Regions from separate parts of the Homo sapiens genome. Here region 2 is linked to region 1. A link is an interaction called in ENCODE POLR2A ChIA-PET data of the cell type or tissue named here. Cell type or tissue: B cell. All regions are shown on one strand.

What was found. ChIA-PET counts read pairs that join two places held together with the same protein. Peaks named below come from ENCODE experiments on the same cell type or tissue, not always from the same donor. Only the 100,000 strongest peaks of a DNase experiment are listed, where the experiment ranks them.
Region 2: POLR2A ChIA-PET joins it to region 1 with 7 read pairs; 1 of 35 experiments calls an interaction of 5 or more read pairs at or near these places.

Annotation. Positions count from the first base shown.
Region 1 is chr12:122,451,498-122,456,497 of GRCh38, forward strand. No RefSeq gene overlaps it. Among named protein-coding and RNA genes, the nearest start is that of CLIP1, 31 kb to the left of the region's middle. In B cell, no CTCF peak of the experiment used is centred here; a DNase peak (open chromatin) is centred at 2,011; H3K27ac peaks cover 1,486 bases.
Region 2 is chr12:123,721,010-123,726,009 of GRCh38, forward strand. ATP6V0A2 (ATPase H+ transporting V0 subunit a2) reads left to right here. Exons shown (of 20, transcript NM_012463.4): 3 at 1,342-1,439; 4 at 3,645-3,782. LOC105370042 (a long non-coding RNA gene) reads right to left here and starts at 2,081. Exons shown (of 3, transcript XR_945477.4): 1 at 2,001-2,081. It also overlaps the pseudogene RPL27P12. RefSeq lists a silencer at 628-808. In B cell, no CTCF peak of the experiment used is centred here; a DNase peak (open chromatin) is centred at 2,952; H3K4me3 peaks cover 416 bases; H3K27ac peaks cover 433 bases.

The DNA.
Region 1 (5,000 bases):
ATATAAATATATGTATTCCAGTAACAATATAAAATGTAACATACATATATGTGTAATATAGTTTAGTTAACATGTATTACAAAGAAAAGTTAATATATTAAATAATACATGTTATATATTATCTATTACAACTTATCTTTTATATATACACACACACCCACACTCTTTAGTTAATACATATATTAGGGGAATATATAGATAGACCTCTAGATAGACCTCTTTCCATATCAGAAGATGTAGATTACCTTATATTAAAAAAATTTTTTTTGAGACAGAGTTTTGCTCTTGTTGCCCAGGCTGGAGTGCAGTGGTGCAACCTCTACTCACTGCAACCTCCACCTCCCAGGTTCAAGCAATTCTCCTGCCTCATCCTCCCGAGTAGCTGGGATTACAGGTATGCGGGATTACAGGATAATTTTGTATTTTTAGTAGAGACGGGGTTTCTCTATGTTGGCCAGGCTGGTCTCGAACTCCCAACCTCAGGTGATCCACCTGCCTCGGCCTCCCAAAGTGCTGAGATTATAGACATGAGCCACCACGCCTGGCCCCATATTTTAAATTATTTAATTTTTTTTTTCCCTAGAGATGAGTTCTTGCCATGTCGTTCAGGCTGGTCTTGAACTCCTAGGCTCAAGCGATCCTGCTGCCTCAGATTCCCAAAGTGCTGGGATTACAGGCGCGAGCCACTGTACCCAGCCTCCTCATTTTTTTAAACCATTGCGTTGTAAGATCATAGTGTGCTATGATTTCAACAGATTCCTACCAATAGACATTTAGGTTATTTTCAGTACTTGCTACTACACACATTGCCACAATAAACAGCCTTGGGTGCATATATAGTATACTCGTATTTCTTTTCTTCTTAAAAATGTTTTTTGTCTTACCAAGAAGCTTGAATCTGAAGCGCATACAGTGTGCTTTTACAAACATAGTTGTAGGATTAATGCTTAGATTAGAACCACTGAATCTAAAATATGTACATTTACATTTTTAAAAAAATTACCCTCCCAAAAAAGAGTGAGCCAATTTATATCCCCACCAATAATGTATGAGAATGCCTGTTCCCCTCTACTTTAACCTTTCTTAAATGTAAAACCAATCTTACTCCATCAAATACAGGCCATCAGAGCCTACCTGGAAACAGCTATGCATATGTTCCTGTCAGATAAAGCCATTTGAATCCCAAATGAAATTCCTAAAGCTAAAAGGAGATAAGGGTGCCTAAATCTGCTGGGACCAGTCAGATGTTGAGGTTTATGCTCTGCTGGTCAAAAATTACCTTACATTTTATTAGAGTTTACATCAGTTATCACGATTTCAGCAGCTGGTCTAACTCAGACTAGCGGAGACAATAAGGAGACTCATTAGCTCACAAAACAGGACGTTTGCAACACGGTTCAGCTTCAGGGCTGGTTGATGTAGTGGCTCAAGCCGCTAAATTTCTCAAGCACCCAAAATCTTTTCTTCTCTTTCTCTGCCATTTGCGGAGGTGGCTTCATCCTTCATTCAACCATCCTAAGGTAAGATGGTTGCCAGAGCAATGGATATGATATATGATACATTTCTGTCTCATGCGTTGTGTGAGGAGACCACCAAACAGGGTTTGTGTGTGCAGCAAGGCTGTTTATTTCACCTGGGTGCAGGCGGGCTGAGTCCGAAAAGAGAGTCAGCAAAGGGTGGCGTGATTACCACTAGTTCCTTTAGGTTTTGGGATAGGCGGTGGAGTTAGGAGCAATGTTTTGCAGGCAGGGGGTGGATCTCACAAAGTACATTCTCAAGGGTGGGGAGAATTACAAAGAACCTTCTTAAGGGTGGGGGAGATTATAAAGTACATTGATCAGTTAGGGTGGGGCAGAAACAAATCACAGTGGTGGAATGTCATCAGTTAAGGCTATTTTCACTTCTTTTGTGGATCTTCAGTTGCTTCAGGCCATCTGGATGTATTCGTGCAGCACAGGAGATATGATGGCTTAGTTTGGGCTCAGAGGCCTGACAATTTCCTATTCATGCTTTCTTGTGGTTTGCTTTGCTTTTGCTTTTGCTTTTGCTTTTTTTTTTTTTTTTTTTTTTTGAGACAGAGTCTCACTCTGTCTCCCCAGGCTGGAGTGCAGTGGTGCAATCTTGGCTCACTGCCACCTCTGCCTCCCAGGTTCAGGCGATTCTCCTACTTCAGCCTCCCTAGTAGCTGGGACTACAGGCCTGCGCCACCACACCTGGCTAATTTTGTATGTTTAGTAGAGACGGGGTTTCGCCCTTTAGGCCGGGCTGGTCTCGAACTCCTGAACTCAGGTGATCCGCCTGCCTCGGCCTCCCAAAGTGCTGGGATTACAGGTGTGAGCCACTGCTCCTGGCCTTTCCTATGGTTTTCTAAGTGTGCGTGTGCATGCACACACACACGTGCACGCACACACGCACCCTCTGGCATGCATCTCCTTGGCCCAGGTGGGCCCAGATGGGCCCAGGTCTGTCCACCCTGAATATACCATGATCAGGGTAAAGTGAGTATTGCACAGTCAACTATAACATTCACTACTGTGCTTCCATTTTCAAAGACTGAAGCAGAGACTACCAGAAGTCCCGCCCCCCTCAAAGCCATTCTACCCTCTTCCTGTATCTGATTCTTCCTGCCATGTGACATCCAGAATGAAGACATTTCCTAACTTCCTGTGTTATTAGGGATGGCCATGAAAATAAGTTCTGGCCAAGCTGAAGTAGCCCATGCAACCTCTTGGAAGTGTGTGTGTGTGTGTGTGTGTGTGTGTGTGTGTGTGTAAGAGATGGAGGCTTGCTCTGTTGCCCAGGCTAGAGTATAGTGGCATGATTACAGTTCACTGCAAACTTGAACTCCTGGGCTCAAGCGATCCTCCGGCCTCAGCCTTCGAGTAGTTACGATTACAGGGGTGAGCTACAGTGTCCAGTCCAGGCAGTTTTCTTAAAGGGAGAGGGCAAACATTTATCTTTCTTTTCTCCCTCCTGCTGATAGGATGTGATATTGTGACATAATAAGAAATAGGCCGGGCATGGTGGCTCACGCCTGTAATCCCAGCACTTTAGAAGGCCAAAGTGGGCAGATCACTTTCGGCCAGGAGTTTGAGAGCAGCCTGGCCAACACAGTGAAACGCCGTCTCTACTAAAAATACAAAAGTTAGCTGGGCATGGTGGCACATGCCTGTAATTCCAGCTACTCGGGAAGCTGAGAAGGAGAATCACTTGAACCCGCGAGGCGGAGGCTGCAGTGAGCCAAGATCGCACCACTGCCCTCCAGCCTGGGTGACAGAGCGAGACTCTGTGTCAAAAAAAAAAAAAAATAGAAATATACATTTTGATCTTTGTTGCCCCTGGCTTCTGGCCAGAGCTCCTAAAACCTTTGCAGTTTCTAAAGCAAAAAATGTTAGGAGCATCTTTCGTTCTACCATTTGGTCTTTGACCCTGTCTCCTAATACGAGCGCCTAATCCTTTGGAATTTTCTGGGTGACAGGAAGACCTATTGTTCTAATGAAGCCAAACTTGGTGGGCTCTTGGATAGCTTCAGGATGGGGGCTGGTCACCAGAATGACCAAACCATGATTAGCATCCTGAAACTTTCAGCCTCACCCTCCGTCTTCTGGGTGAGGGGAAAGGGCTGGAGATTAAGTTAATAATGGATCACGCCTGCATGAAGAAGTCTCCATAAAGGCAGAGTGTGGGGACTCAGTCTGTAAACCTAGCACTTTGGGAGGCTGAGGCAGGAGGATCACTTAAGCCTCTGGAAGTTGAGGCTGCAGTGAGTCGTGATCATGCCTCTGCACTCCAGCCTGAGTAGTGACAGAGCAAGATGCTGTCTCAAAAAAAAAAAAAAAAAAAAAAAAAAAAAGGCTGGGCGCAGTGGCTCACGCCTGTAATCCCAGCACTTTGGGAGGCCAAGGCAGGCGGATCACCGGGTCAGGAGATCAAGACCATCCTGGCTAACATGGTGAAACCCCATCTCTACTAAAAATACAAAGAAATTAGCCTGGTGTGGTGGTGGGCGCCTGTAGTCCCAGCTACTCCCAGGAGGCTGAGGCAGGAGAATGGCGTGAACCCAGAAGGCGGAGCTCGCAGTGAGCCGAGACTGCACTCCAGCCTGGGTGACACAGCGAGACTCCGTCTCAAAAAAAAAAAAAAAAAGAAAGAAAAAAGAAAAGAAAAAGAAAGAAGGAAAGGCCGGGCGCAGTGGCTCACGCCTGTAATCCCAGAACTTTGGGAGGCCGAGGCGGGCGGATCACGAGGTCAGGAGATCGAGACCATCCTGGCTAACATGGATAAACCCCGTCTCTACTTAAAAAAAAATACAAAAAATTAGCCAGGCGTGGTGGCGGGCGCCTGTAGTCCCAGCTTCTTGGGAGGCTGAGGCAGGAGAATGGTGTGAACCTGGGAGACAGAGCTTGCAGTGAGCCGAGATCGTGCCACTGCACTCCAGCCTGGGCGAAAGAGCGAGACTCCGTCTCAAGAAAGAAAGAAAGAAAGAAAGAAAATCTCCATAAAAATCTCTGAACTTGCAGGCTAGTAAACGCCCACATGCTGGGGGTGTGGCGCACCCCTGCTCCCCGGGGACAGAAGCTCCTGTATTCAGACGCTTCTGCACCTTGCCCTATGTACCTGTTCATCTGGCTGGCCAGGTATATCCTCTATCACATTCTCTATAATAAACTAGTAACTGAAAATGTTTCCTTGAGTTTTGTAAGCCATCATAGCAAATTATTGGACCTAGAAAAGGGGTCATGGGAGCCTCGATTTGTAGTCAAGTCAGACAGAAGTCTGAGTAAACTAGGGACCCACTACTTGAGATTGGCAACCGAAATGGGGGGAAGTCTTGTGATACTAAGCCTGTGGGGTCTGCTCTAAGCTCACGTCATTTGTGTCATAGTTGAATTGTGGAACCCCCAGTTGATGCCTGGAGAGTTGAAGAGGGGGTTGGTGTGGGAAAAACCCCACACATCTGGTGCTGGAAGTGTTGAGTGTTATAGAGAAAACCATTTGCT
Region 2 (5,000 bases), 1.3 Mb after region 1:
CTTTACCTGCCTCTCTCCCTCTGTAAACCAGTTAGTAACACTTCTAAATATTAGGCCTGATAATGACTAACAGATATTGTGACTTTTAGCCTAAGGAAAGGGATGCTTCATGGAATCGAAAACATAAACCAAATAAAGTAGTTAGTTTTGGCTGGTGTACTATTAGTTTCATGAATCTAGGTGTTTTGTTTTGTTTTGTTTTGTTTTGTTTTAATGACTGAAACAAAAAACATCTAAAACCACAGCTTCTGGAAGAACCACTTGTTCTTGCCAGTCTTGTTCCACTCTTTGAACTTGATCTTGGCCTCCCACTGGGCCTTGCATTTAAGAGCAGGGTCTCTGAAAACCTGGTGGTTTTGTCTAAGGGGATGGTCACAGGGTACTCTGTGGGCATGAGGTCATTATAGTTATAAACCTTCACAAAAGACTTGACCTTTGACCTCTTGGCAATCTTCTTGCCCATGGCAGCTGTCACTGTGGGAATAATGGTCTTTTTTAGCCACCAGAGGGTGGCTGCAGGTGTGGTCTGAGGTGCCATCATCAGTTTTCTTCATGAGGATTGGCTTTGTGTCCAGAGTAGTGTCCGGCCACGACTGGCACCATTTTCCCAGGTTTCATGAACTTGCCCATTTCTAGGGCTGCCCTGACACTTGCCCCCCAGGCTGCCGAGGGCAGCAATTGCAAGACCCAGCCAGGCTTCTGAATCTAGTTTTTAACTTCAGTGGTGAAACAGTGCAGGTTGTCCTCAGCCACAGCCTCAGGGCTGACTGGGAGCTGCAAGAGAGCCTGGCTCTTGGTGCTGGGTGGGTTTCCTGGTAGTGGTTGTGATTTTCTTGTTGGACTGATGGATGCCCTTTTCTTTCTGAGGGCATCTGCGAGAAATCATGTTGCCAGCTCCCATAGGGGCTATTGTAGGTCTATCACTTGGGTAATTCCTGCACTTCCAAGTGCGCCCCTAACCTCTGCTTCATTCTGCCCCTGTAGATGGCTGCGACTCAAAAGTTCTTTCACTAGAATATTAGAAATGAAAAAAATGGGTGGAATTTCAGAAAAGGTTTATCCAGGTTGTTGTTCATTCTATTTATTTATTTTTTAAGTCACTAAGAAATAGAAGAGGTTGTTGTTTATTTTGTCACTGCATGCAGATCTCTCTAGGCAGCATTATTTTTGGAAACAAGGTTGCAAAAAGTGACCAGTAAGTCAGTTGGGACAAGCAAGATTTTTGTGCATTTAGACATTGATTTTTAGATGGCTTGGGAAACATTGGGCTTTAAAATGTTTCTGACTGAAATGTATTATAGTACATTTTAGTATCTAATTGTTTAACTTTTATTTTCACAGTGTATTTGGTACAGGAAATTAATAGAGCTGATATTCCCCTTCCTGAAGGAGAGGCCAGCCCTCCTGCGCCACCCCTGAAACAGGTTCTAGAAATGCAGGTAACTTGCTTCTGACGAAGCTGGTTGCAGCCATTGATCTTGGGGGCTGCTTACTTACTTATTTCATGTTGTCTAATGCTTTTCTGCCTTTCTTCTCAAAACTATGGAAGATGGTGATCTCTCTAGGCAGAGAGATTAAAGACCGCTATTATGATTAACCCTCAGTAATAGATTATCTGTGTTAAATTTTAACAGTAATTCAGTTTTCTTTTACAGTGTAAGGCATATGCTTCCTTTCCAGGTGGTGGTGAACAGAGGCAACAAGAATCAGGCCATCAAGCCTGATTGATGGATCAGAACAGTTCATGATCCTGTACTGTTTCAGAAAGCTCATCCCAGGGTCACCCATGCCTTAGCTGCCTCTTCTTGTGCAAGGAATTGAGGCTTCGGTGTTGTGCCTTCACAGTCCTCCCACATTTACCCTGGCCCTTCCCCTCTAAATTTTGGAAGCTGGTATGCAGTCCATGGGTTGTCTCGGGTGGGCAGCAAGCAGCGTTCTGTCACCCTGAGTTCCCTGGCTGGTGTGCTGGGGATACATGTGTCCCCGGTGAGAACACTCACCTGTGCTGCTTATTAGCATCCTCGGTGAATTCGTTCCTCACCCTGTGAAGTAGGCTGGAGCTCTTGATAACTCTTCTAAAACAATTATCGTTGTGTAACTGAAGCCATTCAGTTGCGGGCTCCTCTGTTTGTTTATTCGGGAGGAAGTCTTTCATTACTTGGTGCAGGAGACTCCAGAGAGAACTCTCCAACCAGATGAGTAACAGCAGTCATCTGGATTGGCCTGTTCGATGGGTCGCTTGTGATGTAATTACAAACATAGTGATGACTGTGTACAGTGCTTGTAAGGCAAAGCAGAAGTAATGAATATAGTATATTAAGTGATTTGTTTGAATACAAGTTTTCATTGACTCAATGATTTGCCTTACGGATTTTTGCTTCTGTTATTTTAATACTTAAGTATTTTTAAGGATGTTTAGTATGTAACTAATTATTAAAGATTCTCATGAATTTTTTTTTTTTTTTGAGACAGAGTCTTGCTCTGTCGCCCAGGCTAGAGTGCATGTAGTGGTGCGATCTCGGCTCACTGCAGCCTGTGCCTCCCGGGTTCAAGCAATTCTCCTGCCTCAGCCTCCCAAGTAGCTGGGATTATAGGCACGTGCCACCATGCCTGGCTAATTTTTGTATTTTTAGTAGAGATGGGGTTTTACCATCTTGGCCAGGCTGGTCTCGAACTCCTGACCTCGTGATCCACCCACCTTGGCTTCCCAAAGTGCTGGGATTACAGGCGTGAGCCACCACGCCTGGCCAATTGTCATGAATTTTTATCCTCAATTAATTGTGTAAATGTGAGTGCATAGTAACTCATATGCTAGAGACTAGGAAAATAAGTTAGAAAAGATTATCTAAATATATTCTGTGTTGCAAAAAAAGGAAATGTAGACTTAAAGAGGAAGAGTCTTTGATGTGTGATATGAATAAGCAGACAAAGGAAATCCGAGAAATGACAGCACCTGTGGTTAGAGACGAGGGCCAGTCTTGGGGGTCTCACGCTCATCACAGCCTTCGGAATGTTTTAGCTAATATGTGGTGTGAACTTCACAGAAATTACCTGAATTAATATGAAACAATAAATGAGCCTATTTATTTATTTACTTTGAGAAGGAGTCTTGCTCTGTCACCCAAGCTGGAGTGCAGTGACACGATCTTGGCTCACTGCAACCTCCATCTCCTGGGTTCACGTGATTCTTCTGCCTCAGCCTCCTGAGTAGCTGGGATTACAGGCACATGCCACCATGCCCAGCTAATTTTTTTGTATTCTTAGTAGAGACAGGGAGGCCGAGGCGGGTGGATTACCTGAGGTCAAGAGTTCAAGACCAGCCTGGCCAACATGGTGAAACCTCGTCTCTACTAACAATACAAAAAAAAATTAGCTGGGCGTGGTGATGCGCACCTGTAGTCCCAGCTACTCGGGGAGGCTGAGGCAAGAGAATCGCTTGAACCCAGGAGGTGGAGGTTGCAGTGAGCCGAGATCATGCCACTGCACTCCAGCCTGGGCGACAGAGGGAGACTCCATCTCAAAAAAAAAAAAAAGAAAAAAACAAAACAAAAAAACCCACTGTTTTTGGTATACTGCATGAAGATTATTGGAATTACACTTGGAACTAATTACTACCCTCTTAAGTAACCATTGTTTTGTTTTAGGAGCAGTTGCAGAAGCTCGAGGTTGAACTGAGAGAAGTCACTAAGAACAAGGAGAAACTGAGGAAAAACTTGCTGGAACTGATAGAGTACACTCACATGCTGAGAGTGACAAAGACCTTTGTGAAACGCAATGTTGAGGTACTGAACAGCTCGTGAGGAAATACAGCTGTTTTTATAAACAGCTTTTTATAAAAATCTCATTCCCATAGGCTGTGTATTTTGCTATTAGTTCATATAGATATGTTGCTTCTTTTAAGAGATTAAATTTATTTATTTATTTAATTTTATATTTTGTTTTTGAGACGGAATTTTGCTCTTGTTGCCCAGGCTAGAGTGCAGTGGCACAATCTCGGCTCACTGCACCCTCCGCCTTCCGGGTTCAAGAGATTGTCCTGCCTCAGCCTCTCGAATAGCTGGGATTACAGGCGCCCGCCACCACGCCTGTAATTTTTTGTATTTTTAGTAGAGATGGGGTTTCACCATGTTGGCCAGGCTGGTATCAAACTCCAGACCCAGTTGATCCACCTTCCTCGGCCTTCCAAAGTGCTGGGATTACAGGAGTGAGCTACCGCGCCCAGATTTAAGAGATTAAATTTAAACCTTGGTTTTATTTTTCAGTTGGATTATATGACTTTAAATAAAGTTTTAAGAGCCATTTCCTGTGTTGGTTGTTTTCAGCAATTACAATACTAAATATTTATAAGATGGTTTAGTTTGTGGTTGAAAAAAATTTTTATGAGCATGAGAAAAAAATTGAATGAAGGATGTTGAACTCTAAAATTTACTTTTTCCAAATTGCTAAGTAAAGGAAGTAAAAGAATAATCTATAATTTCTAAGACTAGGTCAGACACAGTGGCTTACACCTGTAATCCCAGCACTTTGGGAGGCCAAAGCTGGAGGATGGCTTGAGCCCAGGAGTTCAAGACCAGCCTGAACATAGTGAGAATTAATATGAGACCTTGTCTATACAAAAAATAAAAAATTAGCTGAGCGTGGTGGTGCATACTTGTAGTCCCAGCTACCAAGGAGGCTGAGGTGAGAGGATCATTTGAGCCCAGAAGTTTGAGGCTGCAGTGAGCTATGATTGCGCCACTGCACTCCAGCCTGGGCGACAGAGTGAGACCCTGTACCCTGTATCTAAAAAAAAAAAAAAAGAAAAAAAATTATAAGAATAAAGAATAGTCCATGTAGTAGCACCTTATGGAGCTAAGTATAGAAGAGACAAGTGCATCTGTTCCAAACTTAGTTTCACTTGATATGATAGTGACCTTTGATAAAGTTACTCTATCTTGGATGAAGGCAATGAACTAAATTATAACTGTCTTTTATGTAAATGTCTTCAATTGGCTTACAAA